2 separate regions of the Homo sapiens genome follow, and region 1 is linked to region 2. The links are chromatin contacts, found by Hi-C or POLR2A ChIA-PET in ENCODE. All regions are on one chromosome and are shown on one strand. Each heading gives the region's core, a stretch centred on a gene start or an enhancer-like site at or near the end of the contact. The rest is flanking DNA. Distances are from core to core; before and after follow the strand shown.

Evidence for each region. Hi-C counts contacts between places; a loop is a spot of excess contacts on that map. ChIA-PET counts read pairs that join two places held with the same protein, here RNA polymerase II (POLR2A). Pooled maps may share reads with other maps.
Region 1: a pooled map shows a loop between it and region 2 (2.7-fold over the local background). The contact joins the enhancer-like site here to the promoter of MAPK1 in region 2. A Hi-C loop is called at or near these places in 1 of 50 pooled maps. POLR2A ChIA-PET finds 5 or more read pairs at or near these places in 5 of 52 experiments (BJ, H1, K562 and 2 more).

The regions. Positions count from the first base shown.
Region 1 is chr22:21,688,081-21,691,715 of GRCh38, forward strand. PPIL2 (peptidylprolyl isomerase like 2) reads left to right here. Exons shown (of 20, transcript NM_014337.4): 14 at 1-26; 15 at 652-769. Among named protein-coding and RNA genes, the nearest start is that of PPIL2, 24 kb to the left of the region's middle. RefSeq lists enhancers at 914-963, 2,229-2,338. Within about 2 kb of position 1,616, at least 4 of the 41 ENCODE cell types and tissues checked have a DNase peak (open chromatin) inside an H3K27ac peak, as active enhancers do.
Region 2 is chr22:21,866,395-21,870,054 of GRCh38, forward strand. It overlaps MAPK1 (mitogen-activated protein kinase 1), which reads right to left and starts at 1,251. Exons shown (of 9, transcript NM_002745.5): 1 at 928-1,251. The coding sequence starts at 1,046. RefSeq lists a silencer at 1,182-1,421.

The DNA.
Region 1 (3,635 bases), core at 366-2,865, 180 kb before region 2:
GGGCGACCCCACAGGCACAGGCACGGGTAGGTACTGGTGCTGGGCCCCTCTCTGGGCACTTTGGCTGCTCCGTGGGGCATGAGGGGGTAGCTGGGCAGGGGTTGTGCACAGCTCAGACATGGAATCTGCTAGACCAGGGTGGAACGACTGGCAGCCATCAGTGCTGTGCCCCCTCAGGCCTGGCCCTCAGTTTTCTCATTTCCAGGTGGCTGTGAGGCCTGCATGGTAGAGGAGGCAAGAGTGTGTGGTCTCTTCCCTGGGCCCCTGGGGTCTGCCTCAGACTGAGGCCAGCCCTCCCTCCTGCAGCCTCTCCAAGCCCCTCAGCCTGGCAGCTGCTTGGGTCCAGATCCCCCAACCTCTGTATTCCCATAGCTTGAGTGATGATGATGGTGGCCTTGACTCTTTAATCCCTGTCCCGGGGCAGGCCCCAGGCGGGGCTGGGGTGAGTGGGCAGCAGCCTGCCTGTTTGGAGGCGTGGGGGCTCCAAGGGACCCAGGAGTTGGTGGCGTGGGGCTGGGAGCCTCCCTATCAAGTGCCCCTGCCCCAGGCTGGGCTCAGCAAGGCCCTGATGCCCCTCGGGACTCTGAGGTTTCTAGTTCTGCCTCGGCTGGGGCCCAGGCTTTCCTGCTCCCATGGGCCTTTCTCTTCCAGGTGGGGAGTCATACTGGGGGAAGCCCTTCAAAGACGAGTTCCGGCCCAACCTCTCGCACACGGGCCGCGGCATCCTCAGCATGGCCAACTCCGGGCCCAACAGCAACAGGTCTCAATTGTGAGTCAGCTGGGCTTGCTGGGGTGGCCTGGGAGGTGAGCCGGCACTCTCTGCGGGTTCTTCCTCTTGGCCCTCTCTGAAGGGTGTGCTGGTTCTGAATCATACCCAGACGGTGTACGGCACACCTAGGCCAAGCATGTGCACCTGCGTTCAAAAGGGGGTCCCCAGAGTGAGTCAGCAGGGAGAGCTGCCCGCACCGGGTGTGTCCTCGAGAGACCAGAAGTCGGGAATTACTGGAGGTCCAGAAGGGCTTCTTGACAGGGACCAGGCATTCGTGTGGGTGCCTGTGGCCAGGCAGTGCTGGGGGAGGTCAGCGTGTGGGAGGGGTTGTGCAGGGCACAGGCTGCACAGGGAGAGGCGCCTGGAGAGACACAGGAGGTCTGGCCCTGGTGCATGTGGGGAGCAGTGTGCAGTCTGGTGGCAGGAGGCAGGGGATGGGGGGCCAGCAGGGCCATGCACACAGGGGCCGGATGCCTGTATTGTGGAAGAACAGAGGTGCCCTTTCCATCCCCAGACAGTGGCCTGATGTTATGTTTCAGTCTTTCAATCGTTTTCTTCACATGGGTCCTGTGACTTCCGGGATAAAGCAACCTCTTAAGGATTTTTTATAGTTTATGATACTTTTGTAAATGGACTTTTTTTTTCCCAACTTTTGGGGATCATTGCTCATGTAGAGAAAAACTACCGTTCATTTTATATCTAGCCACTTTAACAAATTATCTTATAATTCAAAAGTTTTTAAGATTTTTTTGGGTTTTCTAGATAGTCACGCTTATCACCAAAAGCTGGTCTGCTCTCTGCTTCCCTGGTGTGCACATCAGTCACGTCACCGTCACGTCACCGTGGGCCTGATGGGGGAGGAGGATGTGGGCATCTTGCTGTGCTCCACAGAAATCGCTGTTTTGCCTTCTCAGAACATTTGTTGTTGGGCTGTTTTTAGGAGGGTGGCTGACTTTTTAGAGGTTTCTTTGTTAGCATCTACTATGATGATTCTGTCCTTTTTCTGGTCCTCCCGGGATTTGTGGATGTGGCCACTACAAGGCCAGAGTGGATGGGTGTCTCCGTGGCATTCTGGGGTGAACCCTGGCCTGTCGTGGCTTCGCCGTGGCCTTCTGCCAGCTCACTGTCACACGTGGTCTCGGTTGTGTGGACTGGCTCCAGCAGGTTTTGCTGTGACAGGTGTGGCCCCTGCATGTTACGAGCAGGGCTGGCTGTGGCTTTGTGGCCTGGAATGGTTAAAATCACAGGGATGGCCAGGCGTGGTGGCTCACACCTGTAATCCCAGCACTTTGGGAGGCTGAGGTAGGTGGATTGCCTGAGCCCAGGAATTCGAGAGCAGCCTGGGCAACATGGCAAAACCCGATCTCTACAAAAAATAAAAAAAATTAGCGGGGCATGGTGGCGTGCGCCTGTAGTCCCAGCTGCTTGGGAGGGTGAGGTGGGGGGATAATCTGAGCCTGGGAAGTCAAAGCTGCAGTGAGCTAGGATCGCGCCACTGCACTCTATCCTGGGCAGCAGTGAGACCCTGTCTGGAAAAAAAAAAAAAAATCAAACGAGTCAGCTGTGCTTAACAGCTGGGCAAAGGCAGCTGGCAGCTATTCGTGCCACTTCCTTGGGGCTTTCATTTCAGGGTTAACGGGCACTTGTTTCCATGAAGGCTGGTATTCTCTTGGCCTCGCTGTGCTGACCTTTTTTTCTCATGCCTAATCACACTTTCCATTCCTCAGTCCCTTAGTGGTCTTTGAAGGGTTTGTCTGTTTTCACTTCACTTTGAAGGGTTTGTAATTGTTTTCAGTTTCTGTCTTTGCTTCTTCATGGTGCTTTTCCTCCTTCCTCACTTTAATCCATGTGTGTTTCTGATAGCCACGTCTGTCATTTTGAGGGTGCATGTTCCCTCTTCACTGCTTGCTGGTTGTTGGTAGCTTCCCTTTCAATTTCTTCTCAGCCAAGGATTGCCTAGGACTGTTGGTTATTTTCAAGTAGGTTGGGTGCGTGGTTTGTTTTTGTTGTTTGGCAGGGGCCAGGGCAGGGAATCATTTTATTATTTTTTATTTCTCTTTGGCTTAACCAGCCTGTGAAACTGCTGACAGATCAGTTGCCACCTTCTCTTTTTTTTTTTTTTTTTTTTTTTTGAGATGGAGTTTCACTCTTGTCACCCAGGCCGGAGTGCAATGGCGGGATCTCGGCTCACTGCAACCTCTGCCTCCTGGGTTCAAGCGGTTCTCCTGGGATTACAGACGCCCACCACCACACCAGGATAATTTTTTGTACTTTAGTAGAGACAGGGTTTCACCATGTTGGCCAGGCTGGTCTCCAACTCCTGACCTCAGGTGATCCACCCACCTCAGCCTCCCAAAGTGCCGAGATTACAGGCATGAGCCACCACACTCGGCCTTCTTTTCTTATTTCTAGTAGTATTTTGTGCTTTCTTGGACAACTGTTGCCAAAGGTTTGCCTATTTTACCGTATTCAAAGATCATTAGACTTTAATTTGTTACAGCTTTGTTTTCCCTTTTGTGATTCTTGTAATTAAAGATTTTCCAGGAGGAGGCCAGGCGCGGTGGCTCATGCCTATAATCCCAGCACTTTGGGAGGCCGAGGCAGGCGGATCACGAGGTCAGGAGATCGAGACCATCCTCGCTAACACGGTGAAACCCCATCTCTACTAAAAATACAGAAAACTAGCCGGGCATGGTGGCAGGCGCCTGTAGTCCCAGCTACTCAGGAGGCTGAGGCAGGAGAATGGCGTGAACCCAGGAGGCAGAGCTTGCATTGAGCCGAGATCGCGCCACTGCACTCCAGCCCTCCAGCCTGGGTGACAGAGCGAGACTCCGTCTCCAAAAAAAAAAAAAGATTTTCTAGGAGG
Region 2 (3,660 bases), core at 1-2,500:
AAAAAAAACCGTCACTATCATTTCACTTTTCTAAGGGACCTGAATCAAGATGAGGGAGTCTACGTGTGATTCTGCAAGAACTCCATTAAGGCTGCATACATAATGACCACTAAATCATTAACAGGAGTCCATAGCAATTGGGCTAAAACATCTGGGAGCATTTATGCTGGTAAAAGAGCTCACTTGGGGGCTAAAAAAAAAGTCAAATTAGGCCCAACTCTAAACGGATCTTTAACAAATCAAGAGAGTAATGTTAGTTTATCCTTCCTGAAACGCCAGCAGTACGATATTAAAATCCACTTAGAAGTAAAAACTTCAAGACGGAAATATGCCACCAACACTGGCGTCAGTAATCCATTTTAGAAAGCCTGCGCGGAGACCACCATTAGCACCGCTGAGGATATTTAATGAAAGCCGTTGGCTGCAAACAGAGGCGAAGAGAGAAAAACGATTATTTCGGTGTTCTGCACACACGCGGAGGCAAAACGCTTTCAGGACCTCAGCAGCCACCGCCGCCAACACCGACAAGCATCTGATGGAATTCACAGTTTTACAATCGAAAGTCCAAAAGAAGGCCATGATACTAGCAAATTGAGGGGTGGGGACCCTTCCGTTGCCTTCCCGAGGGTCCAGACTTTAAAGGCCGCGCTGCGCCCGGGGCCAAGGGTCCACTAGTACCGGCCTACGCCCCCCGCGCCACTCCCTGAGCCCCTTCCCGAGCGACCGAAGGCCCGGGAACCGCGAGCAACAACACCTAAACCTCAACCGGCCCGGGGCCGCGCCCGAGCCCTGGCGCGCGGACCGCGGTGAAGTCCGGGTTCGAGGTCGCCGCGGCGCCTGAGGCCGAGGCGCGGGCGAGGCCGAGGCTGCGTCCGCTGCGGCCCCGGGCGGTGGGGGGGCCGGGCGTGGCCGGTCGCGGACACTCACCACACCATGCCGTAGGCGCCCTCGCCGATGTACGAGAGGTTGGTGTAGCGCGGCCCCACGTCGAACACCTGCCCGCGGACCATCTCCGGGCCCGCGCCCGCCGCCGCCGCCGCCGCCATGTTGGCTGCCGGGCCGCCGCCGCCTCCGCCGCGCTGAGCTCGACGCTCGGCGGCCGCCGCTCAGCTCTTGTCGCCCCTCCCGCAGGGACTGCGCCGCCGCCGGTGCAGCCGCCGACGCTGACCGGGAGGAGGAAGGAAGACGCCGAGCGGGAGAGCTGAAGAGCCGACAGCCACTCGGACCGATTGCCTGCCTGCCTGCCAGACTGACGGGCGGGCCGGCGGGCGGGCGGAGGGAGGGGCGCGCGCCGAGGAGGGTGCCGGGGCGGGGACAAGAAGTGTGCATGCGGATTGGTTCCTCGCGGCTGGGGGCGGGGCCGCGCGGGCCGGCGGAAGCGGCGGGCTTCGGGAGGGGCACTGCGACGGCGTTGACTGAGGGGGCGCCACTAGGCGCGGTCACGTGCATTCGCGGTGCATTCGCGGGGGCGTCGGTGCGGGTCGCGTCTCTTAAGACACCCAGGGAGACAGACGTGGGGCAGAACTCATGGGCTGAAGTGAGAGATGGCTGGGGCCCAGGCGAGCGACCGAGCAGGGTCCGAACAGAGCCAGCGAGGGACCCCGGGCTGTGCTTGAGGCCCGACGACGCGCCATATCCCGGCAGCGCCGCAGCTCAGGCCTCTGCGAATCTGTGGTCCACACGCTGATAAACTTAGAGGCCTCTGCACTGGGGCAGAAACCGAAAGGCATGACCCAGACCGAGAAAGATATTTGCATACTGAGAAAGTGTGAAACACAATTGTCGAGACTAAAAGGAGACACTGAGAGGATACGCCAATCAGGTTAGTTCAGATGTTTGTTGAGCACACTCCATGTTCCTGGGGATCCACCCTTATAGAAGTTACCTTTTAGAGAGAGGAGACAGACAAATACGTGTAATGCTCAAGTTGTGATAAGTACGATGAAGAAGTACAAAGCAGAAGGGAGGGCGCGGTGTCTCACGCCTATCATCCCAGCACTTTGGGAGGCCGAGGCGGGCGGATCACTTGAGGTCAGGAGTTTGAGACCAGGTCTCTACTAAAAATACAAAAATTAAGTCCGGGCGAGGTGGCTCACGCCTGTAATCCTAGCACTTTGGGAGGCCGAGGCGGGCGGATCACGAGGTCAGGAGTTCAAGACCAGCCTGGCCAACATGGCGAAACCCTGTCTCTACTAAAAATACAAAAATTAGCCGGGCGCAGTGGTGGGCGCCTGTCATCCCAGCTACTTGGGAGGCTGAGGCAGGAGGACAAAGCAGAGAGTAAGGGATTAGGGGGTGGTGGGTCGAAACACATGAGAGATACATTTGCGTTCAGAGACAGACCGAGATTGGTACAGATAGGCAGAAATGCTGACAGAGCAGGTAATGAAATAGAAATGCAAAGATAGAGTCACTAAAACCAAAACATCGAGGTTTAGAGAAAAAGAGACACACCAGGTTAAGAAACAGTCACAAACAACAGAGGTTGAAAAAATAAAAATTAGAGTCCTGAAGCAGGTGGATACCAAGGAAAGCTAAGACAACGAGACGGACAATGACCCAGGCACTGCTTCTGAACCTTTTCCCCTGCCATGTTTGGAGGGAGAAGGAAGAGCGGCAGACCCTATATCCTCTTTGTTCAACTCTTCCAAGTTTAAAACCATCAACTCTTGACTTCTAGACATCAACAAAGATTAATTAGTCAATCTCAAAGGAGAATAAACAAAGTTTTTTGTTTGTTTGTTTGTTTAACTCTCTGGTGGAAGCTGGTGTGGTGGCTCACGCCTGTAATCCCAACTTGGGCCCAAGAATTCAAGACTAGCCTGGGCAACACAGCAATACCCTGTCTCTAAAACAGAGAAACAAACAAACAAAAAATCCTGTGGGGGAAAAAGGATGTGACACATGAGAAAAGGAATAAACTGCTCCAGCCAAAATTTACTCCTTCAAAATATATTTAGCCCATGAAGCAGGACCCAATTTTAGAAAATACCTAATTCTTGAGTTAATGGGTGCAGCACACCAGCATGGCACATGTATACATATGTAACTAACCAGCACATTGTGCACATGTACCCTAAAACTTAAAGTATAATAATAATAATAAAAAGAAAATACCTAATTCTTATTCTCAAAAGAGGACATTGCATATTTTTTTAAAAAACAGGCCAAGATAAATGGAGTACCATGAAATTAAAACCACAATAACCGGCCGGGCGCGGTGGCTCACGCCTGTAATCCCAGCACTTTGGGAGGCGGAGGAGGGCAGATTGCCCAAGCTCAGAAACTGGGGACCAGCCTGGGCAACATGGTGAAACCCCGTCTCTACTAAGATACAAAAAATTAGCTGGGCCTGCCGGTGTGCCTGTAGTCCCAGCTACTCGGGAGGCTGAGGCAGGAGAATTGCTTGAACTCGGGAGGCAGAGGTTACAGTGAGCTGAGATCGCGCCACTGCACTCCAGCCTGGGCCACAGAGTGAGACTCCGTCTCAAAAAAAAAAAAAAAAAAGAGGCCGGGTGCGGTGGCTCACGCTTGTAATCCCAGCACTTTGGGAGGCCGAGATGGGCGGATCACAAGGTCAGGAGATCGAGACCATCCTGGCTAACATGGTGAAACCTCGTCTCTACTAAAAATACAAAAAAAAAAAAAAAAAAAATTAGC